Linked DNA regions of Homo sapiens: region 1 is linked to region 2. Evidence: chromatin loops called from intact Hi-C (ENCODE). Cell type or tissue: GM12878. All regions are shown on one strand. Links, peaks and the distances in the headings refer to the core of each region. The heading gives the core; the rest is flanking DNA. Region 1 overlaps RIN2 (Ras and Rab interactor 2). Region 2 overlaps RIN2 (Ras and Rab interactor 2).

Evidence for each region. Hi-C counts contacts between places; a loop is a spot of excess contacts. Peaks named below come from ENCODE experiments on the same cell type or tissue, not always from the same donor. Only the 100,000 strongest peaks of a DNase experiment are listed, where the experiment ranks them.
Region 1: it touches region 2 in a loop (8-fold over the local background); 1 of 110 quality-filtered maps calls a loop at or near these places.

Annotation. Positions count from the first base shown.
Region 1 is chr20:19,857,597-19,865,934 of GRCh38, reverse strand. The region is part of intron 2 of RIN2 (Ras and Rab interactor 2); the gene reads right to left. Among named protein-coding and RNA genes, the nearest start is that of RIN2, 100 kb to the right of the region's middle. In GM12878, for the core only: no CTCF peak of the experiment used is centred there; a DNase peak (open chromatin) is centred at 5,054.
Region 2 is chr20:19,910,502-19,918,839 of GRCh38, reverse strand. All of the region lies in intron 3 of RIN2 (Ras and Rab interactor 2), which reads right to left. Among named protein-coding and RNA genes, the nearest start is that of NAA20, 100 kb to the left of the region's middle. RefSeq lists enhancers at 3,288-3,357, 6,839-6,888. In GM12878, for the core only: no CTCF peak of the experiment used is centred there; DNase peaks (open chromatin) are centred at 719, 4,459 and 6,686; H3K27ac peaks cover 1,753 bases.

The DNA of each region.
Region 1 (8,338 bases), core at 169-8,168, 53 kb after region 2:
AATTGTCTTCCGTGAAACTGGTCCCTGGTGCCAAAAAGGTTGGGGACCACTTCTATTATATGTATGCAAATGCACCTTTATACATTTGCTACATATGTATGTATGTGTATATTTTTATTATATTTTTGTAAAGTATAACTTTTGGTCAGGCATGGTGGCTCATGCTTGTAATCCCAGCACTTTGGGAGGCCAAAGCAGGATTGCTTAAGGTCAGGAGTTTGAGACCAGGCTGGGGAACAAAGTGAGACCCTCCATCTGTACAAAAAATAAAAAATAAAAATTAGCTGGGCCTGGTGGTGTGTGCCTATAGTTTTAGCTTTTTGAGAGGCTGAGGAGGGAAGATCACTTGAACCCAGGAGTTTGAGGCTGCAGTGAGCCATGATTGCAGCACTGCACTTTAGCCTGGGTTAACAGAGCAAGACACTGTTGCCAAAAAAAAAAAAAAAGAAAGAAAGTATAACTTTTAAAATGAAATTTGAATTTAAAATTGTGTAATCCCTGAAGGACCCCTCAGGGTATGTATTAAGGTTCCAGGGAATACAGTTTTATTGGGCAGTTTTATTTAGCTGAGCTGATCTTTCTGGCTCTTCAGAGGCATTTACCCAGTGGCCTGAGTGTACCTCCTCAGAAAGGAACCTGAATGTTGTGACTATACTGTATAGAAAATATGTCATAGCACACACCTGATGACATGCTGGGACCAAAATATGCCATCTCACAATGGTGACGGTGAGCATCTCTCCTTAACTCTGCCTAAGGACATTCTGTTAGTAATTTGAAGATGATTATGGTTGGAGTATTTATTTACACCATGGAAATTGGCAAGTACTAAATCTGGGGGAGTCGTAAACATTTACAGCAAACCATTGTCTGCACCTTGCTCCCCAGCATCTTTGATGTAAAAGGGATAAGCTAATTCAGGTTTTTCAGGTAGTCTTTCAGATACTTAAAAGAGAAAATGAAGAAATAAAACTTGTTAAGATTTCATATCCTAGCTTGAATGCTATAGAAAGTGTTAAGGTGAATTTAGGTGATCTTAAAAAAATGGTCCAAAATGCCCAAATAGAATCATCCAAATATAATTTACAAATAAAATTTGTCTGGTAGAGAACAACTCCAAAGATGATGGTTTGACGGCCCTTTGAGGATGGTAACCAGTTTTGTATCACAGGCAGCGAGTATATGTAGCCTATTTCAGCAGGATTTCTTTAGACTGATTACATATACACCAATCTCTTGTACCCATCCTGCTTTGAACTAGCTTTACCCACCTGCTGATGCCTTCCTAATAAGTCTTTAACCCCACGCTCCTTATATGTCAATAGGAGGGCTCTATTTTTAAACTTTTAAATGATCATATTTTGACAAAGGAGAAGTGTATTGGAACCAAATAATTTGGTCCTTTTTTCTTCTTGTCAAATTCCATGCTGTCTGCTTTGGAGGAGGGACTTTGGTGAAGTCAGGAAGGAAGGATTCAAAGGATGCTGTGTTTCACGACCTGGTAATTTTGTTTATAGAGCCAAGCGTCATGATCTTCTAAATGTAACCAGGTCTGGTGTTAATAAGAACCAGGAAAATCCTAACCACAAACAGTTGAATGTTTTGCCAAAAAGCTTGTGCCCTGTGGGGCAAACTTAACCAAACAACTTTATGAAAGTTCAGCTGTTAACTCCTCACTCCAGAAGAGGACATGACCCTGCAAACTAAACAGTGCCACCCAGGATGGTCAAAAACCAGGGTACTGTCAATAGTAACTTCTCCCGCCTCTTGCAAACTATTGTTTCCCAGCCTTTTCAGACCCTTTTTTCTAATTGATCCCTCCATTAAATCTTAATACCATGGATATCCATCGTATAACTGTTTATGTATCATATGCATATCTGTGTCTTATACATTAAAAAAAAAGTTTTTTTTTTACCACCCACCCCCGAGAACCAATTCTTGCCTTCTTGGGGGCAATCTAGCCCCTGTTGAGAATGCGTGTTGTAAACTGACCATTATTCACTGTGCTCTCACAGCCTGGCAATGCCCATATGGGGTTTCCCAGAGCAGTGTGAAGATGAACACAGGATGGGAATGACCTCTCCCATCTATGGTCATCTTTGCTTTCTACCGATGAACCGCAGTTTTATAACAGCAGAAACAACCATTCTGGGACTTCCTAGATGCAAGGAATGAGCTAAGCACTTTACATACTGTCAAAGTTTGCCTTCTCCCAGAAGCAAACCCCAAGGCAAGGATTCTAGGGCTGGTAATTTCTGGGAAAGTGGTCCTGAGAAATACTGATAGGTGAATGGGAAAGTGAGGCAGGAAAGAGGAGGATGATTTTCAAGCCATTGACAGCTGTGGACAAATGGAGTTTAATCTCACAGAGTAATGCTGGTAAGCAGTGTCAAACACAAGCTTCAGAGTTATCCCTTCTGAAGGGGGTGAGGGAGCTGGGGTACTGATACAGCTGACTTCCATCAGTCATTGGTTGAAGGCTGCTTGTGGGGACATTAACTCCCCAGTACTCTCTAGACAGACAGATGCAAATGCAAGCAGCCAGCAGTCAAGTTGGTGTGAGCTGCAATGATAAGGCCCAGGGCAGAAGGGTGAGGCACATACATGGTTTCATGTAACGCACAACATCTATGACAGGTGAGCCCTTAATCACTGCAAATGTTATAGAAATGAGACAAAACGTGTTAAATAATGTTCCTAAAGTCAACAGGGAGTAAGTGGAAGTGACAAGTGCTGACTCCAGAGGCCACATGCATAAATGACAGGCTGCACATGTATACTGCCTTTCTTCTTGCACACACATGCTGTTCCTCTTGATTTTTCCTATTCAGATTGATTTGACAAAGCAATAAGATGTATATGAGAAAACGCTCACCTTAGGTAAACACATAAGTTGAGAGGACAAGGGTAGGCACAGAGCAGAGGGTGAAAGAAGAGAGAAAAGTAGATGATGCCAAGAGGGAGGAACATGGTACAAGTCTGCTGGCTCCACGCTGGAGGGCAGATGTTGCTACATTAAGTCATGTTACAAACCAATCCAAAGACAAGATCTTGCAGTGAAAGGGGATTCAACTCAGAAAACGTGCATTTGGCAAGGATTCAGTTCTAGGGACTGTGCTCCCAAGCACTGGGAACACCAAGATGACTAAGACCAGCCCTGGTTCTAACTTTGAAGAACTCATAGTCTACAAAGAGCATTAAAGAAAAAATTATTCAATGATACTTGTTAATGCCTGGTAAGACAGACTTTATTCAGTCCGTGGCAATGGGTGGTTGAGGAGAGAGATTGAGTTCAACTCTGTTTTTGCTTGTTTGTTTGTTTGTTTGTTTGTTTGTTTTGAGACGGAGTCTCACTCTGTCACCCAGGCTGGAGTGCAGTGGCACGATATTGGCTCACCGCAACCTCTGCCTCCCGAGTTTAAGCGATTCTCCTGCCTCAGCCTCCCAAGTAGCTGGGACTACAGGTGCCTGCCACCACGCCCGACTAATTTTTTGTATTTTTAGTAGAGATAGGGTTTCACCATGTTGGCCAGGCTGGTCTCGAACTCTCGAGCTCAGGCAATCCACCCGCCTCGGCCTCCCAAAGTGGTGGGATTACTGGTGTGAGCCAACACGCCCGGCCAAGTTCAACTCTGAATGCAGTATGGACAAGTGGGAATTTATAGCCAAGGAGAAGAGTGGAGGGACAGTGGATGGGGCCTCCATTAAATTTTAATACCATGGATATCTATTGTATAACTGTTTATGTATCATATGCATATTACCAAGAGGAAACATCAGGGTCAGGAGACTCTGGCTAAACCAACCTAGCAGGTTGCTGAAGACAGGCCAGGATGGCCGGACTCCACTTGGGGGATAGTGGCAGTGAAGAAATCTGATCAGGTATGGAGGGTGATCAGATATGGAGGGTGATCATCAGATATGGAGGGTGATCATCAGATATGGAGGGTGATCATCAGATATGGAGGGTGAGCATCAAATATGGAAGATGATCAGATATGGATGGTGATCATCAGATATGGAGGGTGATCACATATGGAGGGTGATCATCAGGTATGGAGGTTGATCAGATATGGAGGGTGATCATTGAATATGGAGAATGATCAGATATGGATGGTCATCATTAGATATGGAGGGTGATCATCAGATATGGAGGGTGATCATCAGATATGGAGGGTGATCATCGGATATGGAGGGTGAGCATCAGATATGGAGGATGATCATCAGATATGGAGGTTGATCAGATACGGAGGGTCATCATCAGATATGGAGAGTGATCAGATATGGAGGGTGATCATTAGATATGGAGGGTGATCATCAGATATGGAGGGTGATCACCAGATATGGAGGGTGATCATCAGATATGGAGGGTGATCAGATAAGGAGGGTGATCAGATATGGAGGGTGATCAGATATGGAGGGTGATCAGATATCGAGGGCAGGGCGTTCTTGCTCAACCTACTTAGCAGGGTTCTTTGTTAAAACTAGATTTTATAAGGAAGTGCTCAGAAGCACCTAGGAGGAGGTTCAGGAGCCTGACTAAAGTTTCGTCAAGCCAAGAATCTTTGTCAAGGGGAAGGGCTGTGGTGGAACATATCATAGCAAAGGCTGACAATGACAGTAGAGTGCAGCTGGGCAGAAATCAATTTTCTCTAGAGGTTGGAGGGTCATGGAAACCTATAAGGAGGTGGGACTTTTGAGACAGGCTTTAAAGGAAGAATAGGAGTTTAGGAGGTGGACAGGATCAAGAAGGGTAGAAGGAATAGTGTGACATCTGCCCGGAGACTGATCAAAGCAGGACATTTGACACATTCTTGATTGACTCTGCTGAATATTTTCTACCTCATAAAGTCATAAGGGGAACTGTTAACCCTAAACTTAACAAGGAAAGACTGGCTGTGGGTTTAGACCTGACCGAATGTTATCATAGGATTTGTAATAGTGAAAGAAGGGTGTTCTTTGCCCTGGCTTTAATTTGCTACTTTCCTGGGTTATCTGCAAAAACTTGCAGTTGGTTATGTGCTGTGCCACCTCTTTTATGGCTTTTTTCTTCGTTCACTTAGTCATTCATTAACTCAACTATGGGGATGTAAAGGTGAATCAGAGTTTGGTTTCTGTTCTGAATATGCTCATAGTCCAGTGAGGGACATAATTAAATAAGAAACCATTAAAAGACAAGCTTATCAGTGCTAAAACAGAGAGAGAGGGGCACACCATCCAGACTCCATGGGGAGTGAGTGTGAGAGAAACACAAGGGTCCCAAGAGGAGAAGACAACTAGGCAATCTGAAAATTAGCTTAGAATTAACCGGCCAGGTGCAGTGGCTCATGCCTGTAATCCCAGTACTTTGGGAGGCCAAGGTGGGTGGATTGCCTGAGGTCAGGAGTTCGAGACGAGTATGGCCAACATGGTGAAACCCCGTCTCTACTAAAAATACAAAAAAAATTAGCTGGGTGTGGTGGTGTGTGCCTGTAATCCCAGCTACTTGGGAGGCTGAAGCAGGGGAGTTGCTTGAGGAGGTGGAGGTTGCAGTGAGCCGAGATCATCGAGCCACTGCACTCCAGCCTGAGCAACAGAGTGAGACTCCGTCTCAGAAAAAAAACAAAAAACAAAACAAAAAAACAAACAAACAAGAATCACCCATGTAAAGGGGCAGACCCGATACAGGATGTCTCTTGGCACCAGTCAGGAGTTCCATTTCTGACTTCCAACCATCAGCATCTGTGCCACTTCATCTGAGGGTTTTCTCTGGTGGTGGGACCTAATGCTATCACACCTATGGAAGGCCAGAAGTGCAAGGGGCAGCCAGTGACAGAGATAAGCCAATGCCTGGCAGGAGTTGGCAAATAAACACCCAGCTCCTTTGCACCTTGGGATGAGTGACTCTGAAGCTTGTGCTCTCTACAGCATCTCCAAGTTTTTCAGTGGGATTCAGTTCCAGTTGTCCACAGGGGTGCCAGGCTTGATAAAACACTCTATACTGGCTTCCTTCCCTTCCTTGTTTCACTTCCAAGATCCCCCAGTGATGCTTCTGGGGATCATCTCCCAAATAAACCACTTGCACTTGAATCCATGACTCCCAAGTTTTGGGCTTGATGACTGGATTCTCCATATAGAGAACGCAGGTGAGGAAGGGAAAGATTTATGGAAAAGATAATGAGCTGAATTTGGAATTGTTGAGTTTGAGCTGTCAGTAGGACATCCATGTGGAAAGTTCAGGAAGCAGGTATATCAATGGATCTGGCTCTTAGGAAGGAGTTATGTGCGGAGATAGTCACGTGGGAGTTGTCAGCATGCACATGGTAGCTACTGTCATGGAATAGATGGGATCTTCATGGAAGTCAAGGGAAAGTTATATTTCAAGACCTTGTGACTATTTAATGGTGCCAGTGCTTCAAAGTGGGCAAGAAAGATAAGAATTGAAAGCTGTCTGTTGGGTAGAGCAACCAGAAGGAAGAGCCAAAGAAATGGGAGGAAAATGGGGAAATTGGCATTTTATGCACAGTATCCTATTTGACCCTCTAGTCAATCTTCGGATGGAAGCACTATTCTTGCCTAATGTTACACAATTAATAAGTGGTAGAGTCAGGATTAGAACCAGGAATGTGTGAATCCCAGCAGTCCTCTCTTTCTATTACACCATACTCCCTTTCCCTGTGCCTGAGGGTGGACGCCCAGGGGCGTCTCTGCAGCCACATCCTGCCTGCCCTCATCCAGCTCATCCCTGGAAGTTGGATGGCTCCTCCCCATCTTGTTCCTGCCAATTAGTGCCTCTAAGGAGACTCTGATTCATCAATGTAGTCCCAACATTCTAAGTATGACCCCCTGGAAGGGCCTGGCATGGAAGTATTTTCTCCCTGTAGAGCTGTTTATCTTCCCAAGAAAGCCCTATGGACTCCAGAGTCCATCTTCTGAGCCCAGGGATCTCAACTCAGTTGCTGCTACCTAATCTGAAGCTACTTTAAGAAATGTATTCTGTCCTCCACCGTGTTTGCAGCAGTCCCGCCTTCTCCCTGCATGTCCCGAGCCCCCTGCCAACTCCTGCTTTGTTCTGGTCTCCACTACATGGTCAGCTCAGTTCAGGCCCTGCCAGGGTCTCTTTATGAAAAGCAGACCCAAACATTTACCCTTGATTGTAGGAAGACAGATGAGATCATGGAATTATTGACATCTTTAGTAAGTAAGGAAAACTTATGGAGAATGGGGAAGGAGTCAGAGGATTAGGAATAAGTAAATATTATTCCAAATGGAGGTTTCATTTCCTGGATATGGTCAAGAAGGGATTATCAAGATGGTTTTTGAGCACTTAGAAGGAAAATGATGGTCTCTAGACATTAGCACGATGTCCTTAAAACACGAACTTCATTAACTTTTTCATGTTTCTAGGCAATAGATCAGGGCTGTGAGCACGGAAGAGGTTGATTTCATAAAATTTGACAAGCTTCTCCAAACACTCTAAGAGACGCAATGCAGATATTTGGGCTGGACAGCACTGAAGTCAGTTATCAGGTTACCCAGACTCAAAGGCTTTCAGGTCCCTTAGACCAAAAATCAGACAGTGTTGGGCCTCTTCCTGCTTCAATCTATTCCCCTAATTTGTTGGCCTCGCTTTCCTAATTTAACTCTGTCACCCTTCCTTCCTCACTCAGATGTAGCCTGACCTGATTCCTATTCTCCCCACTCAAGAAAAGGGCAGGCAATTAAACTGGCAAAAGAAACAGGGGTTGTAAGACAGAAAAACAAGGAGTAGGCAAAAATGTCTTAAACAGGACATAAAAAACTCAAGCCATCTTAATATTTTTTTTTAAAAAAAGACAGACCATAAAAAGGGATGAGTTGGACCTCATTAAAGTTAAATGCTTTTGTTCAACAAAACACATCATTAAAAAGTGAATGAATAAGACATAGAGCAGGAGAAGATATTTGAAATGCACATGTAAGACAAATAACTTCTGGCTAGAATATATAAGGAAGACAAAACACATTTTCAAAAGAACAAAAGGCTTAAATGGAGCCTTCACTACAGAGAATATTCAAACCTAAAACATTCAAAAGACTGTTCAACATTATTACTCATCAGGAAAATCCAAATTATTATTATTATTATTATTAGAGACAGGGTCTCACTTTGTTGCCCAGACTGGCTTCAAATTCCTGGGCTCAAGCAATCTTCCCACCTCAGTCTCCCAAGTAGCTGGGATTCCAGGTGTGTACCACCATATCCAGTGAGGAAAATCCAGATTAAAGCCACATTGAGACACTCCCATGCACCCTCTGGAATAAGTAAAATTTAAAAGACTGATCATACCAAGTGTTAGCAACTGGAACTCTCATA
Region 2 (8,338 bases), core at 201-8,200:
TCTGCGTAACACATCTACCTAAGTGTCATCCCAGATGTCATTTTGTATTTTGTCTGATTTTTTTTTTTTTTTTAATTAAGGCCCAGACTCCGTAAAGTCAGATGCTAACTTCTGGAAGGTCTGTAAATTGCAAATGATGTTTGTCCAGTAGAAAAGAGAACCCCAGAGGTTTTAATTGTATTGCCTTTTATGTCTTTAGCCAGGTTTGTATTGGGTTGTACCTTTTGAAGTTGAGTTGTTTGAAGGTCAAAAAGTGGTTGAATGCTGACAATAGCAAGCTTATCTCTAACCTTCAAAGGTAGATATGCAAAAGTGGCTCATAGTAGATGACAAAGTTCGTTTAAGGTGTTATTCTTTTGCCCACTGAGTCTTTCCCAATCTTTGCCCCATTTGGAGCCAGCTTTAATGTCCTGTTGATCTCATTAATGAGTTAAATCAATCTTTGACACACACACACACACACACACACACACACACACACACACAATGTATTTGTATGAGAGTCACGTTTTTTCGTTTTTTGAAAATTATCCCTGAAGTTTACAGCTATCCATCTAAGCTATGGGACCTTGGCCTTGGGTGGGAGGTTGCTTAACCTTTCTGGCCTTTGGTTTCCTTAAGCTTAAAATAGACGAGCAGGTTTCCAGTGCCTCTTCTGGCTCTAACTTGGTGTCCCCCCAGCTGTCCCACTTTGCCTTTCCGGAATGCACTGGCGTGGGTGTCACAGTCACATTCACTTCCCTTTTACCATTTCTGGCTTCTTACCACTTGTCTTCACTGGGTTTTCTACAAGCACTAGAGAAAAAAGATGACTTGCTCTTTCTAGAAGACAATCTGAATGTGTATATCAACATTAAAGTATGAAAACTGTTGGATTCAGCATTTCTACTTCTAGGAATTGACCCAAAGAAATAATCAGATACATGTAAAAGAATGCTTTGGGCAATATCATTTATGATAGTGAACAGGGGAAAAAGTGCTAAATGTCAAACAGCTGTGGACTGGGTAAATAAAGTGTGTACCCCAATATGATGGAATGCTATTCCGCCTTTAAAAGGCGATTCCGCCTTTAAAACATATTTCTTGAGATGTACAGTATATATCGATATATTGTATGTCAATATATCAATATAGTGATATGTTATTAAGTGGAAATAAACAAGTTGTGAAAAGTATGTGTTCTCTGAGCTCACTTAAGTAATAGTTGTGGCTGCACTTATGTATGGATTTACATAATATAGTCGAATCACAGACAGAACAAAAATCTGAATGCATTAGTGTCAAGATGCTCACTGGCTTCATTCCCGAGTGGAGTGATTAGAGGTGGTACAATTTAGGTCTCTTTTCTTCTTTACACTTTTTAAATTTCACAGTAAAAATAACTATTATCATTTTAGGAAAAATAGAAGAAAAAGAATAATTTGATGGATGGAATTAACAGAGAGCCTGGAATTGGCAGCAGAGCAATCAGACAAGTTTCCTCTGGAGCTCCTGGGCTCAGCCATTTAGTACTCTGGACAGGTGCTTACATTTGCCATATGGAAGGCTGGCAACAGATCACTTGGTTGGTGCAATTCTTGGTAAAACAAAGGAAATAAGGCATTCGGTGGATGACCGTGGCACAGCTATTTAATTATGTTCCTCACTCCTGGGCCCTCTCCCTCCCTGAAGCTGGGGCTTTGCCATTTGGAGTCGTACCTTACCCACTCCGCCTGCCTTTTTTTTTTTTAAATTTTTTAAATATCTGCTTAATTACACAGCAGGGGCTGACTTCAATTGGAATGGAAGTCACTTTTCATTCTAAAACATTAGCTATGTGTCAGGTGGTTTTCACTTTTTCTCGTTGTAAACTCTGAGTTGTACTTTTCCTGCGCCCACTGCTTCTATGCCACTGTCTCCAGATGCCTATGAATTTCAAATGCACAGATGGAGCCAGGATCTGTATATCAAGCAGCATCTCCCCAAGTGGTTTCCACCCAACACAAGCAGTGTAGGATGTGAACAGGCACGATTTCAATACAAACACTACTGCTCGAACAACAGTGGAAGCACATTAAACATTCGATAAAATGAGGTCACTGAAGACTCCTCAGAACTTTTCAGATGCTGATGTCCAGGGTTGGTCTCCAGGGAGTGAATAAAGTATGCGGGGTTCCCCAAACCTACTGGCTTTAGGGCTTTCTGTTGATGATCATTTCTGGGGAGCAGTGGTCTGCAAAACTCTTTATTTTTTATTTTTTGGACAGGATCTCACTCTGTCGCCCAGGCTGGAGCTGGAGTGCAGCCTTGAGCTCCCAGGCTAAAGCGATCCTCTCAACTCAGCCTCCTGAGTAGCTGGAACCAGAGGTGTGTGCCACCACGCCCAGCTAATATTTTTATTTCTTGTACAGATGGAATCTCGCTAGTTTGTCCAGGATGGACTCAAACTCCTGGCCTCAGGCAATCCTCCCGCTTTGGTTTCCCAAAGTACTAGGATTATGGGCGTGAGCCACTACACCCAGCCCCCAAACTCTTAAAGAAATGCAAACTTAAAGCAGTGTTCCTGGGGACAGTAACTGCTGTATTTGGAATTTCAGTTTTGTTTGTTTGTTTGTTTTTTCTGAGATGGAGTCTCACTCTGTCACCAGGCTGGAGTGCAATGGCACTATCTCAGCTCACTGCAATCTCCGCCTCTCAGGTTCAAGCGATTCTCCTGCCTCAGCCTCCCGAGTAGCTGGGACTACAGGCGCGTGCCACCATACTCAGCTAATTTTTGTATTTTTAGTAGATTCAGGGCTTCACCATGTTGGCCAGGATGGTCTCGGTCTCTTGACCTCGTGATCCACTCGCCTCGGCCTCCCAAAGTGCTGGGATTACAGGCGTGAGCCACAGCGCTCGGCCAGAATTTCAGTTTTAATTAAAAAACAAAACAGGAAAGAATGGAGTAAGGGTTCACAGTGAAAGGAATTGGATAGGGGAGATGAATCTGTAGCATGCAATATCAGAAGGGAAATTTTGAAACAGAAAATGACAAAAAATTTTCTGTAAATTGAGCTTGTCAGTGTCCTCTGAGCACATAGAGTTGGTTTAGGGAAGGAAGAGAGCAGAGTGGGTATGAAAAGGGAATTTGGATTATAAGCAAATATGAAGCTCAGCCATTTTCGGTCTTGTGAAGATGATTAGTTACTCTGAGGGGATGAGTCACTAAGATTTGAAATTTACTGAAATGCAAAGGTTTGTTCCTCATTTGGAACCTGCGCTCTGATGCGGACATCTGCTGAGACACCCTTGACTTCTTAATCCAGATGGGACACATGGAGCAGAGACTGTGAGTGCTCTGCCCACAACCCTTGGAAGTCACCGTTTTCTTCTGTTGTGATGGCTCTACTGCAGGCACCTGGAAGTCTCTGCCCACAGCTGAGGAAGCTCTGTGGCTGGGAGTGAGTGCTGAGCAGATCAGACCACAGTGCTGGGGAGTTAATACCCCAGGGCAGCCCTCAGCCAAGGAGGGATGGCAGTGGGTGCACAAACACCCCAGCTGCCTCGCTCTTATGTGGAACAACTTGGATGCCCCCACACAGTCTCTCAGAGGTCCCCAGTGGGATTGCACCATGTATTGGCTGCCTCCCCTTCCTGTCTCACTCCCCTACTCTCCCACATGAACTTTCTGTGATCACTCAACACAGAATAGACTACTTGCATTCGTATTCTGTCTCTGCTACTGGAGGAACCCAAACAATGTTTTTCTTTTTACTATAAATTCAGAGCAGGAAATCCCTGCTGGGATTCGCTCCATCTTAGGCAGTCAGATACCTTCACTACCCGTAGGGCCTTTTCTCCCAGCTGCACTGCTGTCATCCCGAAGGTCTTAGGGAATGGCCACAGAGGGGTCTCTTGTGCTGTTCTGCTCTCATTGAGGTTGTAGTGACCAGAACTGGGCACAGTTTCCCAGTGCCACCTTAGTCTCATCTCTCCCTGACACACACAAAACACCCTTTGTTATCATTTAGGATATAGCTAACAGGATAACATTCACAAGACTGGTGTTTCTCAAACTGGAATGTGCACACGCATGACCTAGGGACCTGGTGAAGGTGCAGGTTCTGATTCAGAGGCATTCCGTAGGGCCTGAGAGTCTGCATTTTTAGCAAACTCCATGGCTGACGGGCAGACCACACTGTGAACAAGGTTCCACTGGAGTGTGAGAGCCCCAACCACAAGACCAATTCTTTCCCAGGTCGGTATATCCAGTGTCTCGTCCAGCTGGCTACATAGTGGGTGCTGAGTTTATATTTGTTAAATTTGGCTCTTGCAATTGATTAACACATCGATTCACTAATTTAATTCAGCTGCCCAGCTTCAAACACGAGAGCAGCAACTGTTTAATGCAAATTTTTTTGATGCAATGTCCTTCTGATGGTGGGAAAGTACATACTGGGAAAGTCATACAGGAACACCACAGAACAATGCAGAGCGTGTGCAGACAGGCAAATTTGGTGTGAGTCATTGTCAACTCACACCATTGTCAACATTATTGAAGACCTGCTACCTTTAGGGTAATAGCCTAACTAGACACCAAAAGAAGCATAAGATATTATTTCTATCCCCCAAAAGGCTTGCAATGTGACTGAAAAAATGAGACAGACAATAAGAAACAAGCATCAGGTGAGTGGTTAAAGACAGTAGTAACCCTGACAACTAGTTTGCTTGATCTAACTCACTTGACATCTCAGTAAGCCCGTCTGATCACTGAACTGATAATACTGTTATTAAAGCCACCTGGCTCTCCTAGACCGCAAACTCTGGTAGTTGCATTTCACAAAATTCAGATTCAACTTCACACGCACCCCATCACAACGCACGTGTGCATATGCCTATGGGCAGATGGGCCCCCTTAATCACATAGGTTTTAATATTTTTATTCGGGGCAAGAGAAAAAAATAATCTTCCTTAAAAACAGGTTCTAATCCACATTCATAGCAGCATTATTTCCCACAGTCAAAAGGTAGAAGCACCCAGTGTCCGCTGATGGATGAATGAATAAGCAAAATGTGGTCTTCTCATACAATGGAATATTATTCAGCCTTAAAAAGGAAGAAAATTATAACATATGCTACAAAAAGGATAAACTTTGAGGACATTAAGCTAAGTGAAATAAGCCAGTTACAGAAGGACAAACACTGTATGATTCCACTTGTAGGAAGTACCGAGAGGAGTCAAACTCATAGAAACAGGAAGCAGAAGGGTAGTTACCAGGGGTTGAGGAAAAGGAGGAATGGGGAATTATTTAATAGATAGAGTTTCAATTCTGCAAGATGAAAGGAGTTCTGGAAATGGATGGTGGTGATGGTTGCACAACAATATGAATGTACTTAATGCCACAGAATTGTACATTTAAAAATGTTTAAAATGTGACTGGGCATGGTGGCTCATGTCTGTAATCTCAGCACTTTCAGAAGTCAAGGCAGGAAGATGGCTTGAGCCTAGGAGTTTGAGAACAGCCTGGGCAACACAGTGAGACACCATCACTAAAGTGCTTAAAATGGTGAGCTTAAAAAACATGGTTAAAAATGCTTAAAATGGTAAATTTTATGTTATGTATGCTTTATCACAATTAAAAAAAAAACAGTAAGATCTGAGAGCTACAGTGTGAACAACGACAACAAAACAGAATCCCTAGAAAATAACTTCATAGAAAACAAGGTAGAAGAGTTTCTTTTTGTTTATGAATATATGTCATGGAGACCTTCTCTTGAGAAAATGATCTATACGAACCCATCTCCAGCTTCTAAATTCTGGGCTCCTCCAAGAAAATGACAGTAATCAGAGGCAAAGCCCAGGAGGGCCCTAACTGTGAAGAGGACCTCGCAGCACTTTCTCTGGACCCATGCGCATGGACTGAGGCTCAGCCTGTGCACCGCACGCTCATGGCACCTCTTGATGCTGTGGACAACATGCAGCTTCCTCAGCTGTGCCTTTCCCACACCCCGGGGTTTTCCATTTCCTAGTGACATCAAACATTCAGGATGGAGAAGAAAAACCTGCTGTTCACCCAAAAAGGTGGTTAGAAATGACCATCCCGGCGTGGTCGTGGTAGCTCACGCCTGTAATCCCAGCACTTTGGGAGGCTGAGGCGAGTGGATCACTTGAGCTCAGGAGTTTGAGACTGGCCTGGCCAACATGGTGAAACCCCGTCTCTACTAAAAATACAAAAATTAGCTGGGCATGGTGGCAGGCGCCTGTAATCCCAGCTATTTGGGAGGCTGAGACAGTGGAATCGTTTGAACTCCGGAGGCGGAAGTTGCAGTGAGCCGAAATCGCAGCATGGCACTCCAGCCTGGGCGATGGGAGTGAGACTTCATCTCAAAAAAAAAAAAAAAAAAAAGAAAAAGAAAAAGAAAAAAGAAATGACCATCCCAGCAATGGATGCAGGGGCTTTTCCTGATGGGAACAGGCCTCCTGGAGCCAGGTGAACTGGCTGAGATGCCCCTGGAGAGGGGTCTGGCCTGGTAAAAAGCATGGACCTGCAGCAGGAGACCAAATCAGGTTCTGGGGTGGTGAGAGCACAGTTGAACCCCAGGCTTCCTTCCTTTGTGTCTTTAAGCAATGCTCATATGAAATGTGTCTATGTGAAAGCCCTTTCCCTGTTCTGGGTCACAGCATTTTGACTCAGATGAGAAACTTGTCTGGGTCCAGTTGACGTGTACTTGAGGAGTCCTGGAGTTAAGGCTGAGTTTTAGAATCTGCTTTTCATGTTTAGCTTAATTCAATTATGAAAACACATCAAATGGCTACTCTGAAATGGGTAGAAGAGGCCACAGGAGTCCACAGGGCCAGGAAGTAAAACCTGAACTAAAAGGGAGCCCTGTAGATCCTTCCATCAAAACCACAGACAGCCCCTGTCTTGTGGACCCATAGCCATGGCTGGCTGCACATCTGTACGCTGGGCTCACCCACGCGATTCACCTATTCTGATAACAAAGAGATTCATTTTGTAAAAAATGTCACATACAAATGCCATTCAAAGCCAGTAACAGGTATGTTGACTTTGTGGAAATTCACTAAGCTGGATATTGACGTGAGCACTTTCTGCATGTATGTGACACTGAAGCAAAAATTCACGGAATGAAATGAGTGAGACAGGACCATTTGGAGGCCAAAGAATCATGACAACTAAATGCAGTGAGGCAAAGAAATAGGAAAAGAAATAGTATAAGGACATGACCAGAGCAATGAACAAGCTCTGAAAATGAGCTGTGGGTTAGAGAGGAGTGTTATATTAGTGTTATCAGTGTGTGTATAATAGCTTTTTGGCTTGTGTCTTTTACTTACTGTTTGTGCAAGAGAATGTCCTTGTTCCTCAGAAATACACAAGGAGGATTTAGAGATAAGGTGGTGTGGTCGCAGGTGTGTCTCCAATGTATTTTCAGATGGTTCAGAAAACAGACTACATATGTAGCTATATAGAGACAAAATTATCTATTTATGTAAAATATTGACATATTTGGGCCAGGCGCGGTGGCTCAACGCCTGTAATCCCAGCACTTTGGGAGGCCAAGGCGCACAGATCATCTGAGGTCAGGAGTTCGAGACCAGCCTGGCCAACATGGTGAAATCCTGTCTCTACTAAAAAAATTAAAAAATTAGCTGGGCAAGGTGGTGCATGCCTGTAATCCCAGCTACTCAGGAGGCTGAGGCAGGAGAATTGCTTGAAACTGGGACGCAGAGGTTGCAGTGAGTCGAGTTTGCACCACTGCACTCCAGGCTGGGCAACAAGAGTGAAACTTTGTCTCAAAAAAAAAAATTTACATATTTATATAATTCTGCATATGTGTGTGTATGTGTGTGTAGAAAGAGAATGACAGAGCAAGGGCAGTGAAATGTTAACCACTGGTGCATATGGAACCAAGGTAATGGATATATAAGCGTTCTTTGAACTCTTCTTGCAACTATTCTGGAAGTTTGGAATTATATCAATAAACTCACTTCCTGGCTGGGTGCGGTGTGGCTCACGCCTGTAATCCCAGCACTTTGGGAGGCCGAGGCAGGCGGATCACTTGAGGTCAAGAGTTTGTGACCAGCCTGGCCAACATGGAGAAACTCTGTCTCTATTAAAAATACAAAATTAGCCGGGCGTGGTAGTGGGCGCCTGTAATCCCAGCTCTGTGGGAGGCTATGGCAGGAGAATTACTTGAACCCAGGAGACAGAGGCTGCAGTGAGCCGAGACTGCGCCACTGCACTCCATTCTGGGTGACAGAGTGAGACTCCATCTCAAAAAAAAAAAAAAAAGTTCACTTCCTCTCACAGAGAAAAAAAAATTCAAACAATATACACAAGAATGATTAAAAAAAAGAAGAA